Regions from separate parts of the Mus musculus genome. Here region 1 is linked to region 2. Evidence: chromatin loops called from intact Hi-C (ENCODE). Cell type or tissue: left cerebral cortex. All regions are shown on one strand. Links, peaks and the distances in the headings refer to the core of each region. The heading gives the core; the rest is flanking DNA. Region 1 holds the start of Rhbdd2 (rhomboid domain containing 2). Region 2 overlaps Por (P450 (cytochrome) oxidoreductase).

Evidence for each region. A loop is a pair of places that touch in the nucleus more often than their neighbours do. Peaks named below come from ENCODE experiments on the same cell type or tissue, not always from the same donor. Only the 100,000 strongest peaks of a DNase experiment are listed, where the experiment ranks them.
Region 1: a loop joins it to region 2, with 2.1 times the contacts of the local background. A loop is called at or near these places in 1 of 42 quality-filtered maps.

The regions. Positions count from the first base shown.
Region 1 is chr5:135,626,626-135,636,750 of GRCm38, reverse strand. It overlaps Rhbdd2 (rhomboid domain containing 2), which reads right to left and starts at 4,097. Exons shown (of 4, transcript NM_146002.2): 1 at 3,833-4,097; 2 at 349-756. The coding sequence starts at 4,010. In left cerebral cortex, for the core only: CTCF peaks have their summits at 4,085 and 5,926 (motif pointing right); DNase peaks (open chromatin) are centred at 4,132 and 5,936; H3K4me3 peaks cover 865 bases; H3K27ac peaks cover 749 bases.
Region 2 is chr5:135,697,533-135,707,657 of GRCm38, reverse strand. All of the region lies in intron 1 of Por (P450 (cytochrome) oxidoreductase), which reads right to left. It also overlaps the pseudogene Gm16061. Among named protein-coding and RNA genes, the nearest start is that of Por, 13 kb to the right of the region's middle. In left cerebral cortex, for the core only: a CTCF peak has its summit at 4,560 (motif pointing right); a DNase peak (open chromatin) is centred at 4,707; H3K27ac peaks cover 1,560 bases.

The DNA.
Region 1 (10,125 bases), core at 3,318-8,317, 72 kb after region 2:
CCAGGGCTATGGCTTGTGTCCTCAAGTTCTCACGAGTGCGTGCCTAACTGAGGCAGCCATCTTCCTAGCCCTCTTCCAGTGAAACCTTACACTAAGGTTAGTTTCATAGATTACACCTCAGTTAACAAGAAAAAAAAAAAGTCACACTGCTGCAATTAAGCCCAAACTGTTAAAGAGCTGAGCTGAGCTGGCCTGGGCAAGCAGCCGTATTTGCATTTTCCAGATGAGCTCTGGTCCAGAGAGGGGAGGAGAGCTGCCCAAGGCTCTCAGGTTCCGAGCCCAGGCTGCTTGTCTAAGAGCCTAAGGCTGTGTACCTGACACCCCACAGCCCCCTCCCAGGAAGGATACAGGACAGGCCAATCAAAAGGCCAGAGACGTTACTGAGGAAGGAGGTCTGAGGGATGAGCCAGGAGGCACACAGCAGCAACCACGGCACAAGGACGGAAGGCACCACCACACCGAACACCAGGGCCCGCCTCATGCGAGAGCGGACCGAGGTGACTCCCAGCATGGCGAAAGCTACTGGGGTGAACCCTCTGGCATCCTCCACCTCCCCCAGCTTAGACAGTGAGGACACAGACTCAAATGACAGGTAGATGATGGCGGAGAAGACCGTAAAGATCAAGGTGAAGAAGCAATGGCGGACGGTGCCCACGGTCCTCTCGAAGTTGCCAGCAAAGCGCCAGATGATGATGGCGCCACAGAGCAGGGAGACTGGGTTCTCATAGACGAAGATGTAGGTCACCAGCCTGTAAACTAAAGATGGGTTCGGGTTAGTGGTCCAGGGCTGAGCGTTCCAACCAGGGGCAACCGGGTCCCAGGCCAGCTAGGAAGGGAGAACTGAAGCCGGGCACAAAGCCCTGGGGCCCACCCCTAGCACTGTAGACTGCTCACATAGGAATGGTGCCAGCACTCAGGAGGTAGACAGGAAGATCACTCTCGGCTCACTCCAGGTCACTCTCGGCTACACTGGGAATTTAGAGCCAGCTTGGACTACATGGGATCGTGTCTCAAAAACCACAACAGGAAGCAAAAACACAACAACAGAACAGGAAAGTGCCCATGATTCAAGATATAAAGTATATAATATAGTTTCTGTTCCTTCCTGGCCCTAGAGCCCTGGTTATCAAAACCAATCCCCATGATTCAAAGCATGAGCATATAATGTCGTCTCCATCCTTTCCCGGCCCCGAGGCAGAGGTTATTGAGACCAATTTCTAGGTGTGAAAAAGATACCTTTTGAAAACTGGAATGGTTTCTGAACATGACAAATGCTTTACAACCCTGTTTTAGGTTTTCTTTTAAAGATGTGTTTTTACTGTTGTGTATGCTACTTGTATGTGGGTACCTGTGGAGGCCAGAAGAGGAGGTTGGATCCCCCTGGAGCTGGAGTCACAGGCAGTTGTGAGCTGTGCCATGTGGAGTCCTGGGAACCAAACTTGGGTCCTCTGAAAGCAGCCAGCTCTCTTCTTAACCACTAAGCCATCTCTCCAACCCTCCTCTGTTTAGATTTTAATACTGACCTACCTCACTAGGCAGTCTGAGGGTTAATTAATTGTGACAGCTTCAGGGTAGGCTGAGGGTCCCACTTAACACTCTGTGTGGCAGTCTCCTTAGCTGTAATTCTGGCCTCTCCTTCCATAGAGGCTGTTCGGGGGAAGAAAAAAGGAACCATGAATTATAACGACCATAAAATTATAAAATTGTCACTAATAATTACATAGATTAAGTAAGGGTCTTCTTAAAGAGTGCTTTCGGAGTTTTACAGGGGCAGCCAAGATTTATATACCATAAAATAGCAAGGAAAGTCCTTTTCTCTCTCTCTCTGCAGTGAGACAAGGTCTCCCTATGCAGCCCTATCTGGTGTATACATTGCTGTGTAGACTAGGCTGGTTCCTGGGGGCTGGGATTATAGGTGTAAGACACCACATCGAGCCTCTTTTGGGGATACAAGGTTTTGATATGTAGCCCAGACCAGCTGCGAACTCACAATCTTCCTGCCTCAGCCTTTTGAGTGCTGGGACTACAAGTGTCTGCCATATTTGGTTTATACTCTTCCCCCCAATACAAGTAATGGCTAACATACATACTTTACATTTTTATATGTCTTTATTTGTGGGTATATGGGAGTACATGATCAGAGAAAAACCTTCAGAAGTTCTACCACGTAGGTCCCCAGTTCTCACGATTGGTAGCAAGGTACTTACAGGGCTCTAATTTCTTTTCTTTCTTTCTTTCTTTCTTTTTTTTTTTTTTTTGAGACAGAGTCTTATTATATAGCCCTGGTTGTCCTGGAACTCCCTATGGAGACCAAGCTGGGCTCACTCTCAGAGACCCGCCTGCCTCCGCCTGCCTAGTGCTGGCATTAAAGGTACTGTTTCTCTGCCTGTTCATGGAGCCCATGCTCAGACAAATATGGTTAAGTGAGCATGGTGATGGGTGATGTATGTCTGTGTTCTAGTACTCAGAAGGGTGAGGCAGGAGGATCATGGCTCTGAGGCTACCCTGGACTACATAATGAAGCCTGGCCATACTGGTGTAAATAAATAGCAAGCCCCTTTGTTTCAAAGTAAACAAAACGAAAACAAAAAAACAAAACCAACAAAAACAAACAAAACAACAAAAACAAAAAACAAAAACCCAGAAAGAAAAAGAGTGCGTGCCTGTCTACACTGGCATTTAGCTGACTGTAAGTGCTACATGTATCCAAAAAAGGGGGAAAAGAAAATTTCAGCTTTAAGCAGGAAACCATTACATCCTATCAGAATATCTCCAGAAGTTTGGTTATTTGCTGGATATGTCCCAAATTGAAATTTTACTGGTAAATATGAAAAAATTCTACATACAACTCTCTAAGATTTAGGTAGCTGACGAGATGGCTCAACAGGCTGAGGTAGGTCCTGCCAATCCCAAAGACCCGAGTTTGATTCCCAGGACCCACATGGGGGAAGAAGAGAAAGACTCCGGTCAGGTTGTCCTCTGACTTTCACAAGAGTGCACACAAGCATATAAATAATGTGTCACATATGTATACCTCTATCTAAAGATGTGGAGATTATATACCCAAAGCCCTAGTTTTAAATCACCATACTAAAAACAAAGTGCGGGGCTCCTATCTCAATATTATGATGTGTTAGCTCTGCGAATCTCTGTATTCAACCTCAATTTCTGGTAAACAGGCAATTTAATATGGCCTGTCATGAAATCACAGCGAGGATTACATGAAATGAACGCGCAGGCCTCTGTTAACGTTAGAAGCAACAGGGATTTCCCAGGAAAGAATGAGGAAGAAACAAAGACTAAGAATCCTGTCTTTTACAAAGGGATGATTACCAGACTTAATTAGTTTGAGAAATTTCTCTCCTCTGAGAAAACAAACACTTTACCAGCTCCTTCTGTGAGCTGGGATTAGGAGTCAGGATTAAGGTAAAGACGCAGCAGAAAATTCTAGAGTCAAGAGGAAAAGCCATCCATTGGGTTGACAGTAGACAATTGTCACGATAAAGGTGAGAAACGTTTGGTTTGTTCCTGTGGGGCTCGGGCCGTCAGCAGATGGGGTTTGTGTTTATAAAACGTGAATGGCTTAGGAAGTGTGTTCACCCTCGAGATCAAAGAATGAATGGATCTGGGGTAACATGGAAGGGGGCGATTGTGGGTAGAGAAGGAGTTGGCGGAAATGATCCGGCTTTGGACAAGACATGCTGGAGCTCCAAGTGGGGAGAATGGTGGTGGGCACGGAGGTCTGGGGTTGGCTGGCAGTGAGGCTGGAGATCAGGGACCGGGGAGTCTGCGGGCTGAGGAAGCGCGCCATCCCCGCCCCGCCTCTTCTCACCTTGCCAGTTGCGCAGGGCCTCGGAGCGCAGAGACAGCCCCGAGGGCGCCAGAGGCGGCTGCAGCAGGAACAGGCGGGGGCCCGACACCAGCAGCGAGAGCAGGGCGGTGAAGAATGTGGCGGAGGGCACCTCGGGACACGAGCACCAGAAGCGACTCGCGGGGCCCGGGGCCGCCATGGCCGCGAGCCCTTCCAGCGTGCGGCCTCGGTACTCCCCGCCTCCCTCCTCAATTTCCGCCTCCTTGCGGCGGTCTCCCCTGGCAACAGCGGAAGACTGGCCTCTCCTCAAGCACCGCCCCATGGGGGGGTGGGGGTGGGGGAAGGCCCAATCCCGTGGAGTCCTCCGCTCTTACCCGCCCAAAGGAGGCCGGGAGTTGTAGTTCCAGCTTACCTACGGGTGTTGTGCGGGCTGCCGCCTCAGGAGTATTCTTGCCTAGACCTCAGCTTCCTTCTTCTTGATTTTTAATTAAAAACAAACAAACAAACAAACAAACAAACAAGCAAAACCAAAAAAACATTTGATTACATCTGTTTGAGTGTGAGAGAGGGGCATGTGCGTGCAACGCGCGTGGAGGGTAGATGAAAACTTAAGGTTGAGTTTATCATCTCCTTCCACCTCTGGGTCCTGGGAATAGAACTTGGGTAATCAGGCTTGGCAGCAGTGCCTTTACCCACTGAGTCATCTCTTTAGCCCTTTTTATTTTTCTTTTTTTCTTTTCTTTTTTTTTTTAGATTTTATTTGCGTTTGGCTCAGTGAGAGAAGGTGTGGAGGTGCACACACAAACACCTTTACTCTCAGCCATCTCAAAGGCTCCCTTTAAAAATTTTAATCAACCTATATTTATTATACCAAGTAATGGTTTCATTATGGCATTTTCTTACATGTGTATAATGTACTTTGATCATATTTTATCGGGGCTCCATTACCCCCTCTTGCCTTCCCATCTTAGTTTCTCTTTTGCTTCCATGTTTCTTTTCTTTTCTCTTCTTTCCTTCTTTCTTCCTTCCTTTCTTTCTTTCTTTCTTTCTTTCTTTCTTTCTTTCTTTCTTTCTTTCTTTTTAAATTTTTGCGACCCAGTGAGTTTCATTAAAGTCGCTTTCAGGAGCAAATGTCTCTCCTCCCAACAGCCATTAACTACTAGTAGATCCTCATTGAGGGAGAGGGGTCTTGAAAAACATTTCTTCCTCTTGCTTTTGGCTTTTACACAAATTTGACTCTGAACTCTGGGTCTCCATCTCCAGAAAGCAGGGATTTTAGATGTGCACCACCTCCCTCAGTTTATGCAGTAATGAGGCTCGAACCCAGGGACTCCAGCATGCTACCAACTGAACTATGCTTTCAGCCGGGTCCTTCTCACTGTAATGGTATGACGTCGTGAGGACCACGGAGCCCTATTCTCCCACAGACTTGTGTTTGTCTCTGTCCTGCCAAAGAGGAAACTGAGTCTATGGGGATCCCTGAGGGATACAGTTCAATAGCAAAGAAAGAATTAAAACTTGGTTCTTCCTGCCTGAATTGGCCAAGAAGACAGAGCCAGCACTTTCTGGAGCTGGACTGGAGATAAAGTAAGAGGAGGCGGGGAAGGAGACAATTGAAGGGACACTAGAGCTACTATACATGCGCTATGAGCGTACGCCATGACGCTTTTGCTAAACTTTGCTTTAGCCTTTTGCAGTTTGAAAAGCGCTTCCTGCAGAGCAAAGCTATTTCTGGTGAACAGCTAGAGTATCCTTTGTGAGCTACAAGTGCTTTAGCAGGTGAGGTAGCTTCCCGACCAAGTCGCGGGTGAGAAGAGTCAGGAAATTGAATCCCAGTTTGCTGGGTCCCAGGGGGCGACATCAAGATATTCCTTTTTCAATATGTTCAGTTTTGGCAGTACTGGGCAGCCTACAGCCTAGTGCATGAAAGGTTAAGAGGTCTATCACTGAACTACAGCCCCATTCCTCCTCCCCAATATTTATGTATGCATTATATACATATATACGGTATATACATATACTTTTGAAAAATAATCAGATGTAATCAAGAAACCATCCATTTGATAAGCCCATTGAATCCACCATCCCAAGAAAAAAACTAATAGCTTTGCTTGCATAACACCTACCACTAGGGGGCAGCAGGGGTTATAGACACCTGATAGAAATAATGAGAGAATTTTAAACAGTGGGGAGGAATACAGGGAGATACACAGCTTGGGACCTGAGTTTGACCCCATGGATCCACGTGATGGATGGAGAGAGCTAGAGAGCCGACTTCTGTAATCTGTCCTCTGACCTCCAGGAAAGTGCCCACATAGATACAAAGACACACATGACAGAATATCCTAAAAGAGGAGGTCTGGATAGAAATATCTCTCAGCACAAACCACAGCTCTTGTTTCTAAGAGTTTATTCTTGAGCTAAATCTAGAAATGGTTTCATCACGTTTCATCCCTTGTAGGTCTTCGGGATCAAACTTAGATCAGCAAGCTTGGCAGCAAGCGCCTTTATACCCTGGAGGAGCCCCCCCCCCCCCCCCCAGTGTTAATCCTGTGTTCTCTGCTTACTCTTCTGATGCATGTTCACGGTCTGCTATTTACAGTCACGGTGCCAGGAAGAAAGCCTTGAAGGGAAGTCTATTCATGTTATCCTTGCATTATTCAACAAAACAGCTTGCTTCCACACAGAGGCCAGTAGAACCCCATGCTAAGGTTGAGACAGTAAAAGAGGCAGAGGCAGTGTGAAGAGAGATAGGCCAGCTATCTCACTCTATTTGGCTTCAATGAGACATCTGCTGACCCCAGGCCTTCTGGTCCCTAATCTAAGGACCCCCACAAGGCAGGTGTCACCTACTGCAAAGCTTGTGGGAGCTATATTCCTTACTTTCATTTTATTCCGTCTATTTGTTTGGTTCTTCCAAACAGGGTTTCTCTTTACAGACTTTGCCGTCCTGGAATTATCTAGACTAGGCTGGTCTCAAACTTACAGAGATCTGCCTGCTTCTGCCTTCCGAGTGCTGGGATTAAAGGTGTGTGCCACCACCACCACCACCACCAGGCTGTTCCTTACTTTTCTTGATGCTATGACAGTAACACCTTAAGGAAGGAAGGAAGGGAGGGAGGGAGGAAGGAAGGAAGGAAGGAAGGAAGGAAGGAAGGAAGGAAGGAAGGGGTTTGTTTCCTCTCACGGAGTGAGGTCATAGCCCACAGGGAAGGGGTGAAGTGGAATTGAAGAAAAGCTGTGGAAGGGACACAGACACAATTCCTTTCAATAGGGGCAATTAGCATGAGAAGGATGCAGAGGGGTGATTGAGTCTTAGAGGTGGGAGGGGGAGCCTTAGAGGGAGAGAATAGCTTCACTAGGAGAGAGAAAGAGAAAGAGAGAGAGACAGAGATATACATACAAAAAGAGACAGATAGATACAGAGGGTGGGGCATGAGGAAAGGAGAAAGCATGAAGGTTGGATTGGAGGGGAGAGGCCAGAGGAGTCTCTCAGAGAGTAGTAGCCTTCGGAGCGATTTCCCAGCAACCCACTGTGGGAGTCTCTTTGGACTAATTCCCTAGACACGGGAAAGGTCTTTACCTATAACTGTTTAGGGGTGACAGGAAGTAATTTAGGTCAACATACTGTGGGTGAATGAGAGTGGGGAGGAGCCAGGTATCATAAATTGAGAGCCATCTCTTCAGAGCACAGCCTGCCTCTCACCTCTGTTCCAGAGACAGAGACAGAGAGAGAGAGAGAGAGAGAGAGAGAGATGCAGGGAAGTTGGGCTTGACTCAGCCTCTGAGATCCGTGGCCTAACTTCAGAGAAGGCATGTCTGCAAGAAAGTGAGGCAGTTGTCACGTTCCATCCACAGTCAGAGAGCAGCGACGGAAGCTGGGTTCAGCTTGCTGTCTGGCCGCTGTCTGCTTTCTCTTCATCTGGGACTCCCGGTCCATGGAATGGTGCTGCCCATGAAAGAGCCTCGAGGTGAGACCCTCACTCAGACACTCAAATCCCGGGACAGCCGCGTACCCAAGAAGACACTGAGACCATACATAAAATGTAGAAGGCAAGATTTAATAAAGCAGCGACATGAAAGCACACAGACCAGAGCTCTGGGGTCGAAATAAAGCAGCAACATGAAAGCACAGAGCTCTGGGGTCGAAACTCATACACCTAGCGGCACCTAGTGGTGTAGAGGAGAATCGACGACCAGCCAAAATTTTTCACAGGCTTATATAGTAAAACTCAAAGGGGGAGAACTGGGCAGGGAAAGTACAAGTTTACATCACTAGGGAGTTCTGCCAAGGGACAAGGGGTTCTGCCAAAGGATTCTACGTAACTAAGGAGTCATGTCCTATCAAGGAACCTACGTAACTAAGGAGTACCTGGTTCATTTTGAGGTTGTTCCAGGAGGCCTTTATCTCAAAAATGTTCTTGGAACAGTTTTTAGTTGGGAGGGTTTGAACTTTAGGGTGAGGAGTTTTGGGGTGAAAAGTTTAGGAGTGTTCTGGGAACAATCTCTAGATGGGAGGGGGTGGGCTCCGAGGTAAAAAATTCATGTTTTCACAAGAGGCCAGTAATTTTCTATTCTTCATTCCCCACTTCTTCTTGTAAGTAATTCTAATCTTAGAATTTCAGAAGTCTATATCTCTATGTGGAGAATACTGCATTTACTCTATCTTTAACATGGGAACAGAAACAGAATAAGGCAGATTAGTAAACAGAACTAGGCAGGGACCCTTTTAGTGAGGCTTGCGGGTCTCAGCATGACGCAGGTGTACGTAGATCAGATCTCTGGCTGGAACTGGTGAGTTGTCCTTGGGGTACCTGGCTCGTTCACTGTAGCCAGTTGTGACCAGACTTCTTTCTGCACCACCTGCAAGCCTTTTAACTTAACATATAGATCATTATTATAAACACATCATTTAAGACAGTGATGGGCACAGGAGCCCCATAAAGGATCTCAAAAAGAGTAAAACAAAACTGAATCAAGAGGGAGTATTCTCAGTTTTAAATAGGGCAAGGGGAAGGGGCACCAAGTAAGTCTGTGCCAGTCTCTAGGATTAATTTTGTCAAGGTCTGTTTAGAGTTTTATTTATTCTTTTTTATCTTTCCTGAGCTCTGAGGTCTGTACACACAATGGAATTTTCATTTGACCTCTAAATACTTGGCCACACCCTGACTTACCTGGGCAACAAAGGCAGGACCATTATCTGACACTATTGCTTTTGGCACTCCGAACCTTGGAAAATTTTTAATAATCTTCTTGATGACTATCTGAGTAGTCTCAGTTTTATAAGGAAAAGCTTTTATCTATCTTGAGAACGTTCACAAAAACCAGAAGGTATTCATACACATATTTTTTCAGTAAAGTCTATTTTTCAGTAGATGTCTTCTCATGAGAGGACTAGTTTTCTTTCTTCAGTTTTTACTATTTTATACAGGGTTTCTTTTACCAGTCTTAATTTGTCTATAACTTGATAGTCTTCAGACTGTCAGGATCATTGCTCTTTAGGATGCCTGGGCGGTTAGATTTGCCATCTGATTTCTTTTAGCCACAGCATCTTAGGTCTTTCTCTGCAGATGTCAACAGCTCTCTTTGTCTGTATATATAGAGCTTGTATTAAAGCCACAAGTTTAGCTTTCTGGGCTGAAGTCCCTTTAGGGAGGCTGCTGGCCTAGATCACTGGCTTTCTGTCCACCACTGCACTGCTGTCCCCGCCTTCCGCTTACCCTTAACCTCGAGGCTACTGCCATCCGTGTACCAGCTCAAACTCTCAGGCCAAGGCTGATCTGATCCTTCAGATCATTTCGAGTATGAGTTCCTTCTGCCAGAATGTCAGCACAATGATGAGTAGGTGAAGTCTCAGGCAGTAGTGAGATCGAGGATAGCAGGGGGAGCGAAGGTCACTCGTTCAGTCAAAGCTCTGACAATGTGTCCATCGGTCAGGGGAACAGTTGGATAATGCTTTTAAGAGCGTTAGTCAGCCATCGGTCATGGGGGCTGAACCACACTTTCTAGGACATGTGCCAAGTTTTGTCTCTGAGTCAATTTATCTGCGTCCTTGACCAGAAGCCACTATGTGCAGACAAGCAGGCCATCTTACAGCCACCAGGTCTAATTTCTTACAAGTATGCCACAGGTCTTTTTCAGGGTCCCAATCTCTGAGTAAGAACTTCTTTGGCAATACCTTTGTTCTCAGTCACATCTAGGAGTCCCAAAGTTGGGGATAACATCAGGGCAGTCTCAAGAGCATTTAAGGCCATCTAAGATTGTTCTTTATTTTTCTATACGAAGGGCTGTTTATCTCTTTAACTCAGCAAAAC
Region 2 (10,125 bases), core at 1,875-6,874:
TTCCAGGCCTGTGAGAGATCCTCTATCAAACAGCAAAGTGTAGGGGCTGGAGAGACGGCTCAGTGGTTAGATACACTTCCTGTTCTTCCAGAGGACCTAGGTTAGGTTCCCAGCACCCATGTCAAGCAATTTGCAAATGCCTGTAATTCCAGCTCCAGATCTGATTCCCTCTTTTGGCTTCCTTGGGCATTCGAGAGTACATGCATGTGCACACACGCGCGCGCACACGCACACACACACGCGTGCGCACGTGTGCACACACACACACACACACTTAAAAACAGCAGCCCCAAGAACATCCTGTGCTGTGCTCAGAAGCAGGCATCCTGCTCTAACAGACCGTGGAGAAGTAAGTGAGCAGCACGTCCTGCCTGCGCTGCCTGCCTCCCAGGGCTCCATCAGGTCGGACTCCTCATCTGCCAAGTCTCCATGGACAAAAGACCTGCTCCTCCCGGGAGAGGAAGGAATCCCAGGCTGCAGGCCTTCCTGCCCTGGCACCCACGCTTTCTGCCCAAGTGGCATTCTAGCCTCCACATGGATCACCCCCTTGAACTCAGGTCCCCCTCCCTCTGGTCAAGAGTTACAGATTCTAGCCTGCATGTGGGCTCAGTGGATAAAGGCACTCACCAGCAAGTCTGATGAGCTAAGAATCTCAGGGTTCCACATGGTGGGAGGAAAATACCCATTCCCACAAGCCATTCTCTAGCCTCACATAAAATATTCTCATTTTTTAAAAAAAAGGTTGCCAGATGGTGGTGATGCACACCTTTAGTCCCAGCTCTCAATGGGCAGAGGCAGGCGGATCCTTGAGTTCGAGGCCAGCCTGGACTACAGTGTGAGCTCCAGGACAGTCAGGGCTACACAGAAAACCCCTTTCTTGAAAAAAACAAAACAAAACAAGACAAGGTTACAGGTTCAAGGATAAAATCTCCAGCCAGAATTTCACCCTATGTGGGGTATATTCTCTGTAGAATTTACCCCTTCCATTATATATAAACAGCACAAAATATATACACATACCCTGACCAAAGGCTGACATACTCATACTGTGGCTTGTTTTGTTGTTGTTTTGTGTTTTGGATTTTTGAGACAAGGTGTGACTTTGCAGCCCTGGAACTTGCTGGATAGACCAGGCTGGCCTTAAACTCACAGAGATCCACCTACCTCTGCCTCCAGAGTGCTGGGAATAAGGGCGTGCACCACCATGCCTAGCTTTAGATTCTCAGAAACTGGTGGCTGGTGAGATGGCTCAGTGGGTGAGGATACTTCCCGCCAAGCCTGATGCTCTAAGTCCCATCTCTGGACCGCACAGGGTGGAAGGAGAGAACAGACTCACATGCAGGCTGTGGCACAAGCACACCCACACTCATCTAAACACAGAGATCTACAGAGATAAACAAGATAGATAAATAAATAAATATCAAATATAAATAAATAAATACTAGGTGCGTGTAGAAAAGGAGGCAAGCACTCTGACAGCTGAGCCACACCTGATCTTTTGGCCTGTACCTCTCAAGTGCTGGGACTCGTGGGCCATCTTGTCTAGCTCTAAAGTTATTTTCCTAGGGAAGAAAACAGGGGTGGGGATTCCCCATCCCTTGGATGGGGGAACCCTCTGCTTAGAAGATGTTTCCCTACTCAGCCTGGTAGCCTATTCACTGTGGTATTCCCAGCAGGGCTCACCCTGGACACCTATATGTTCCATAACAACAATGGAATACTATGCAGCACTATAAACTACAGCTTCTCTTAGAAAGACTGTCCAAACTCATGAGAACAGTATGTTCATCAGTCTTTCACAAGGAATCACAGAAAACTCCGATTATCTTCCCACTGTTCCTGTCTATAGTCCCTGTAACTCCACCTCTGGGGATCAACATACTCTCCTGGGTTCAACTACATTCACACACATGTACCCACACCCATCATTTAAAAATAAAAATATCTATTTGAATTTTTTCTGAAGGCCCCACCACTTAAAATGCCAACATCAGGACACTGGAGGCCCAGCTTCCCACACAAGCCACTTGGGGACACAAGCCAGATCCAAATCATAAGCTGTGACTGTCCTGACCAACCACAGGCATTAGAACTCGCAACAGCTGGCCTAAGCAGACAACTCAGTGGATAAAGTGCTGACTGTACAACATGTAAAAAGCTGAAGTGTCCGAGTGTGTCTGCAACCTCAGCACCAGGGGATGGAGGAAGACGAGAAGATGCTGGGGACGGGAGAACTGGCCAGCCAGTGGAGCCAACTGATGAAACAGGCTCAGTGAAAGACCCTGCCTCAAAAATAAAGCAGAGAGCTATCAGGGAAGACAGAAGACAGCAGCCTCTGCCCCTCCCCCAACTGAACTTTGATGATTAATAAGAAAACGCCTGATCACAAAGGGAAAATCTGAAGATGGGCATGGTGGTAGAGGGCTTTCATCTCAGCACTAAGAAGACAGACCTCTGTGAGTTCGAGGACAGCCTTGCCTACATAGTGAGTTCGAGGACAGCCACCGCTAGAGTGAGACCCTGTCTCGAAAAACAAACACAAAGGGAAAACCTGAATTTCACAGCAGATAACTTGGCTAGCACTAAGTCATGAATGGATGACGGGTGACTGAGAAAACACCAAACGAATATAAAGGGACTGACTACAGAGACACGGCCCTACTTTCTGAAAAATGTCAGGGTCATGAGAGACAAAAGAAGTTCAGATCAAAGGCAAAGAGTAGTGAACTAGGTCTACCGTGTCTCTCAGACTGGAGAGCAGACTTCAGCTAGAAAAGAAAGGACAGCGCAAATGTGGAGGGGCTGGGGCTTGATAACTCCCCACAGTGGCCCTCTCTGTTGCACAGGGATTAGGAGAAAATGCCTTGAAATTTACATAGAAAATGAACCCAGTGATTGAATATGTGAGGCCCTATAATCCATCCCCAGCATCAGCTTGTCTCTCACACATATACACACACACACACATAGGCACAGACAGATAGACAGACACCCATATGTACATACCCACAGAGACACAGAGATACATAGAGACATACATACCTAGGCACACACACAGGTGCAGACATACAAATATAAACATAGAGACACATGCAGTCAGACTCACACATAGAGAGACACTGATATGCATATACATACATACACACACAGAGGCACACATACATGTGCAGGCATACATACACACACAAATACATACATTAACACAAAGACACATACCCATACACACATACTCAGACAAATGCTAATACCCCACAAACAGTACCACCCAGACACACATACAAATATACATATACAGACACATTTTTGTACACGTTGTGCACACATACACAGAAACACAGTGAGACACACAAATACATACAAACGCACATGTATGTATATAAGCATACGACACTCAGACCAACACTCTGAATCAAAGGAAGTGAGGGTTTTTTTGTTGTTGTTTTATGTGAATACACCCTTCAGACACACCAGAAGAGGGCATCGGACGGTTGTGAGCCACCATGTGGTTGCTGGGAATTGAACTCAGGAAGTGTGGAAGAGCAGTCAGTGCTCCTAACCACTGAGCCAGCCCTCCAGCCACCAAAGGGATTATCTTTAAGGCTTCTGACTTACTATCAAATTAGCTTTGAGAAAGCAGTTGCTTCCCAGCAGCTCGTCATTGTCAAGGCACACTGCGACTGCGCAGAGAGGCCTGGAGCTGGGAGGGCACACTTTAGCTGTGGACCACAGAGAACAGTCCAAAGAGGCCAGGACACCTGTGTCCCAGAAGAACAAACCAAGCCAGAGTGGACGTCTGCCTTTCTTGGGGGGCACTCCCTGCCCCCCAAAACACAGGCCAGATACCAAGGCCCAGCTCCTGACTGGGTGAGTCTAAAATAAGCCCCAGATGTCATGCCAGATTTCTTGACCAAAGGAATACAAGATGGCAGGTGACCAAGTGGTAGGATGGCAGGTACGAAGGCAAGATGGAAACCCCAGTAAATAGCTCAGTGTGGTGACTCAGGCCTGTAATCCACGTACTCGGGAGGTTGAGGCAGGAGGAGCCGGCATGGGTTAAAGGCCAGCCTGGTCTACACCGAGAAGCAGCTGGTCACAATAATCAGAATCACACTGAATACGGGCTAGTGTTCAGCTCACTTGCTCCATCTTAAAGTCGCAGTTAAAAACACATATTTATTTTATTTTGAGTTATGTGTATATGTGTGTGATTATTGTGCACATGAGTTTGGATGTTCGAGACCAGGAGAGGCTATGAGGTCACTTGGAGCTCAAGTCACAGGCTGCTGTGAGCTGCATGATCTGGGTGCTAGAAACTGAACCCAGGTCCTCTGTAAGAGCAGTAAACACCCTTAACCTCCGAACCATCTTTCCAACCCGCTTTCTCCATTTTATACAGTTCATGATGGGCCAGGCTCACCCACAGTCAAGATGGATCTTCCCACATTGATGACATAATCATGATAAGCCCCGCAGTCACATCCACAGCCCAACCCCCAGGCATTCTGGTTTGACAGTTAAGATCAACCATCACAGCTGCAGTCTAGAGCGGAAGGGGGCGCCGTTCCACCAAGGCACCTTCCTGCATCAGCAAGGCCTGGCCTGCATTCAAAGCCTACTTTCTCAAAGACTTCTCTCGCGAGCACGGCCGTGCCCACTCACTCACACACCACCTATGGCTGCCTTTTTGCTAAATAAAACAGCAGTTGCTCAGCTGTCAGATCTTACAGCTCACAAGCTTCAAGAATGTACTATCTGGCCCCTCACAAAGGAAGTCTGCCAGTGTGTCTGACTTAATGAATCACTCTGTACCAATGCTACTTCCGGCTCTTGATCATTTTGGTGTGGTTATGTAAGACGTGAGCATCGGGAAAGCTCGGTGAGAATAGAAAGAAACGCTGTGATATTTCGCAATTGCTGTAAGGGTAAGACTGACTAAGATTAAAGAGTCAGGGCTGAGGAAATGACTCGGTCAGCAGACTGCTTGCACTGAAAGCCTGGAGACCTGCGTCCCATCCCCAGGACCCACGTCACGAGGGTTCAGCCTGTGCATCCCACTTTAAAGTAGTTATTCCTAAAAATATGTATTTCGTGTTCAATAGTGTATATGTGTATGTGCTTACGTGCGTGTGAGTTCGGATGTTCAAGGCCAAAAGAGGTTGTCAGCTCACTTGAAGAAGGCTGGAGGATGCCTAGAGCTCATTGGTCAGCCAGTCTAAGTGCCAGGTCAATGAGAGACCATGTGCCAAAAAAAGCAACATGGAAAGCCAGAGATATGGCGAGGTGGCTAAGAGAACCTGCTGCCCTTGAAGATGACCCAGGTTCCATTCCTAGATCTCCAGGTCCAGGGCTCTGATCCAACAGGCACTGCACACAGTGATATACAGACAAATATGCAAGCAAATACTACACGAGACAGAAGACAGACAGCTCCTGAGGGACAGTTACTAAGGCTTCCTCTGACCTGTACATGTGCACATACATATTCATTCACACGTGCTCACTCACAAACACACACAATACCTGTGCACAAACATTCACGTACACACATATACAAACACACATGCACACTTGAGCATGCACACTCACACACAAACACATACAAATGCAGAATTAAGGGGCAAGTATGGTGATAAACACACCTCAAATCTCAGCACTTGGGAGGCAGAGGCAGGAGGATGGCTGAGAGTTCAAGACCAGCTTGCTTTACGCAGTTCAAGTTTCGCCTGGACCACTAACACCCAGTTTCAAAACAGAAAAGCAAGAAGCTGAGAGTGAACTCAGTGGTGGAGCACTTGCCTGGAGTCACCCAGTGAGGAGCTGGAGAAGTGGCTCGAAGGTATAGTGCTTGCCTGGCATGCATGAGTCCCTAGGTTCAAACCCTAGTACTGCAAATAAGCAGACAAACAGCAGTCAGAACTGCAGAAGAAAGATCCACCTAGAGCAAAGACGCACTGTGTCACTGCCAGCTCACTACACCAAGGTCCATGTATACCTACTGTGCATCAACTGCCATACTAAGTACACAATACAAGTCCTTTCTCTTGTATGACAACCCTGCTTAGAGAAATATTATCTTTCATTTTGCAGACCAACACTTTGCCAAGCAAATTACCCATGGTCCCCTAGCCAGCAACTTCCAGGGTGAGACACAAGGACCCTGTGGGACTCTGATACTTCTGCTGCCATCCTAGCTGTCATTGGCTGCGGAAGACAAGGTGACTGGCTGGCTGGCTCATGATGGTGCTAGGGGTTCCAGGGCTGACAATCCTTCAGACTATGTCATCAACAACAGCTGCACTTCTCCTGTGACTAGGAGAGAAACAGGGACTCGGGAGCCTCTCTTCTACCCCAAAACGGCTTCTAGCCATCTCTTCTACAAGTCAGAATTTGTGAGACTTACCAAAACCAGAGTCCAGAATTTTTTATCAAGGCGTCAGGCCAAAGACTGTCACTGCACTGAGGGCTCTGACTGTACTGTTCTGAGGCCCACCTCACCCCAGTGTCTGTCTGCATTTCAGGTTAACATCAGAGCATAGCTAAGCATTAAAGCTGCCATGGCTGGGGATGCACAGGGGTGGGGGTGGGGTGTGCACGCCTGTCATTTCAGCTCTGCCAGGGTAGAAGCAGAAAGATCAGTGGAGAGCTCAAGGCTAGCTTGGGTTACTGGAGACCCTTATCTCTGTAAGCATCAGCCAAGGTCATGTCCATCACTGAGTACCGGCATCTAGAGCCCTACTGTGTTTTAAGTCTACAACTTGAACACATCAGTAAAAAGTGGGCCATCTCCAACCACAGGATAGAAGACTTTCTTGTGATGTCTATAAAATGATCTACAATTACTAAACCATTTACAAGTTTGCCCATCAGAAGCCAGCAAGATGGCTTATTAGCTAAAAGGTGCTTGCTGCCAACTCTGACAACATGAGTTCCATCCCTGGGACCATGTGCTGGCTCTGGCAAGTTATCCTGACCTCCAACATGCACCCTACCCTCACAAGAATAAGTAAATTTTAAAAAAGAAGGAGTAGGAGGAAGAAGAGGAGGAGAAGAAGGGAGAGGAGGAGGGAGGGGAAGAGGAGGAGGAGGAAGAGGAGGAGGCAGAAGAAAAATGAGCCTAGGGGTGGTGGTACACACCTTTAATGCCAGCACTCAAGATGCAGAGGCAGTTGGATCTCGGAGTTCGAGGACAGTCTGGTCTACAGAGTGAGTTCCAGGACAGCCAGGACTACACAGAAATCCCTGTCTTGAAAAACCAAAGAAAGAAAAGAAGGTGGGAGGGGTCCTACAGCTCAACTTCCTGTACGCCCAGCTCCAGGGGAGCGGTTGCTCTTTACAGCCTCCAAGGACAGTGTGCTCACACATTCATCCTCCCCCACCACTCACAGTTAGAAATAGAGTCGTTTTTTTACTTCTTTTAAAGAATGGAGGATTGGTACCCATGGGGTACTCTACCTAGACCTATGTAGCTAAAGGCATGGGACTTCAGGCTCAGTCGAAACTCTATAAGGGTAGATAGAACTCTGGGCATAGGAGAAAGGGCAGAGCCTGAATGGTGCCTTGTGGCAAGCAGGGTTACAGCTCGGGAATCTAGGGCAGTGAGTGGGAAGAGATGCTTTGCCCAAGTTGGAGAGGACCAGTCTCATGTGAAGGCGTTGGCTACTTGGTCCCTCCGACATGGAGCCTGGCTTGCCTTCCTGCCCTGGGTGAATGGTTCTGCTCAGGGACTTTAGTCCATGATATACATACATACATGTTCGTGGATCATGGGTGTTTTGCCTTCATGTATGTCTATGTGAGGGTGTCAGATCCTCTGGAACTGGAGTTACAGGCAAATGTGAGCTGCCATGTAGGTGCTGGGAGTTGAACCTGGGTCACATCACACAAGAGCAGCCAACACTCTTAACCACTGAGCCATCCCTCCAGCCCAGCCACTTCTCTTGATTCCCATCTGGTACCACCACTTGCCCCAGCACCTATAACTCCAGCTGCAGGGGATCTGATGCCTTCACACACACACACACACACACACACACACACACACACTCAAACACACACACCACACCACACACACCAAACACACACACAGACATACCACACCACACACACAGACATACCACACCACACACACACCAAACACCCACACATATACACAGACATACCACACACACACACACACACACACACACACACACACACACACAAAATTCTTAATACAAAAAAGTAAAAATAGGCCGGGCGGTGGTGGCGCACACCTTTGATCCCAGCACTTGGGAGGCAGAGGCAGGTGGATTTCTGAGTTGGAGGCCAGCCTGGTCTACAGAGTGAGTTCCAGGACAGCCAGGGCTATACAGAGAAACCCTGTCTCGAAAAACCAAAAAAAAAGTAAAAATAACTGGGCAGTGGTAGTGCATGACTTTATCCCAGCACTTGGGAGGCAGAGGCAGAGCCAGGCAAATCCCTAAGTTTGAAGCCTGTCTGGTCTACAGAACAAGTTCCAGGACAGCCAGGGCTATACAGAGAAACCCTGTCTTGAAAAACAAAAACCAAAAAATAAAAATAAAAATCCATAGCTAATGTACCTCAGAATGACAATCTTCATAAAAACTGACTTAACGCTTCTTCTTCGGGAAAACACCAAGTGGCGGATGACGTCGGTGCAGCGGGAGGGCCCGGAGGACCCGGGGACCCAGGATTAGGAGGCCGCGGCGGCGGCGGCAGCTTCCAGCTTCCGCGCGGAGGATTCGGCCAAAGCCATGGCCATGGTTGAGGCCGCGGGGCTCGTGGAAGTAAAGCTGAAGACAAGGAGTGGATCCTCGTCACCAAGCTGGGCCGCCTGGCTAAGGACATGAAGATCAAGTCCTTGGAGGAGATCTACCTGTTCTCCCTGCCCATTAAGGAGTCTGAGATCATCGACTTCTTCCTGGGTGCGTCCCTAAAGGATGAGGTTCTGAAAATCATGCCAGTGCAGAAGCAGACTCTAGGCTGGCCAGCGGACCAGGTTCAAGGCTTTCGTTGCTATTGGGGACTACAATGGTCACGTTGGTCTTGGTGTTAAGTGCTCCAAGGAGGTTGCCATCATCTTGGCCAAGCTTTCCATCATCCCTGTGCAGAGAGGCTACTGGGGAAACAAGATTGGCAAGCCCCACACTGTTCCATGAAAGGTGACAGGCCGCTGTGGCTCTGTGCTGGTACATTTCATCCCTGCCCCCAGAGGCACTGGCATTGTCTCTGCTCCTGTGCCCAAGAAACTCCTGATGGTGGCCAGTATAGATGACTGCTACACTTCAGCCAGAGGCTGCACTGCCACCCTGGGCAACTTTGCTAAGGCCACCTTTGATGCCATCTCCCAAGACTTACAGCTACCTGACCCCCGACCTCTGGAAAGAGACTGTCTTCACCAAGTCTCCTTATCAGGAATTCACGGATCATCTTGTGAAAACCCACACGAGAGTCTCTGTTCAGAGGACCCAGGCTCCAGCTGTGGCTACTACATAAGGATTTTGTACAAGAAAAATAAAAGAATTAAGTCTCCTTAAAAAAAAAATTGACTTAACTGGACATCTGGGCTCACTGAGACACAGGACGAAGATGGGCAATACTCTTGGGAGGATGATGCAATGCAAGGTTCATTCACTCTCATCTATTCGCGTAGTTATACCAGTGGAGTGCTTATCACTGGCACTCTTCCAAGCACTGGCTTCTCCTCACAGAAATAACTCGACTCACCTTCCATTCCAACTACACTGCCACAGTGGTAGAAGGTACTTCATTTCATTTTCTGAGACACTGGCACGCTATGTAGCCCAGGATAGCCTCAGACTTGAGTCCTCCTACTTCAGCCAAGGACTAGGATTACAGATATGAGCTGCATGCCTGGCTAGGCTACTTTTGTTGCTGGCTACTTTGTAGAACATAAACAAAGAAGAAAAATATTTACTCAAGAGATACGGAGGGTAGTTCCAAACTCTTGAGCAAGGGGGTGGCGCAGGGGAGGGGGGGGTTGTTGCTCAAAAGTAGAGAAGGCACCACCACACATGAATCCCTGCTTTCATAGCCAACCAAATAGCTCCCAGCAAACACAAACACAAAATTTCTTTTTTGTTTTTTTGTTATGGACACAGGGTT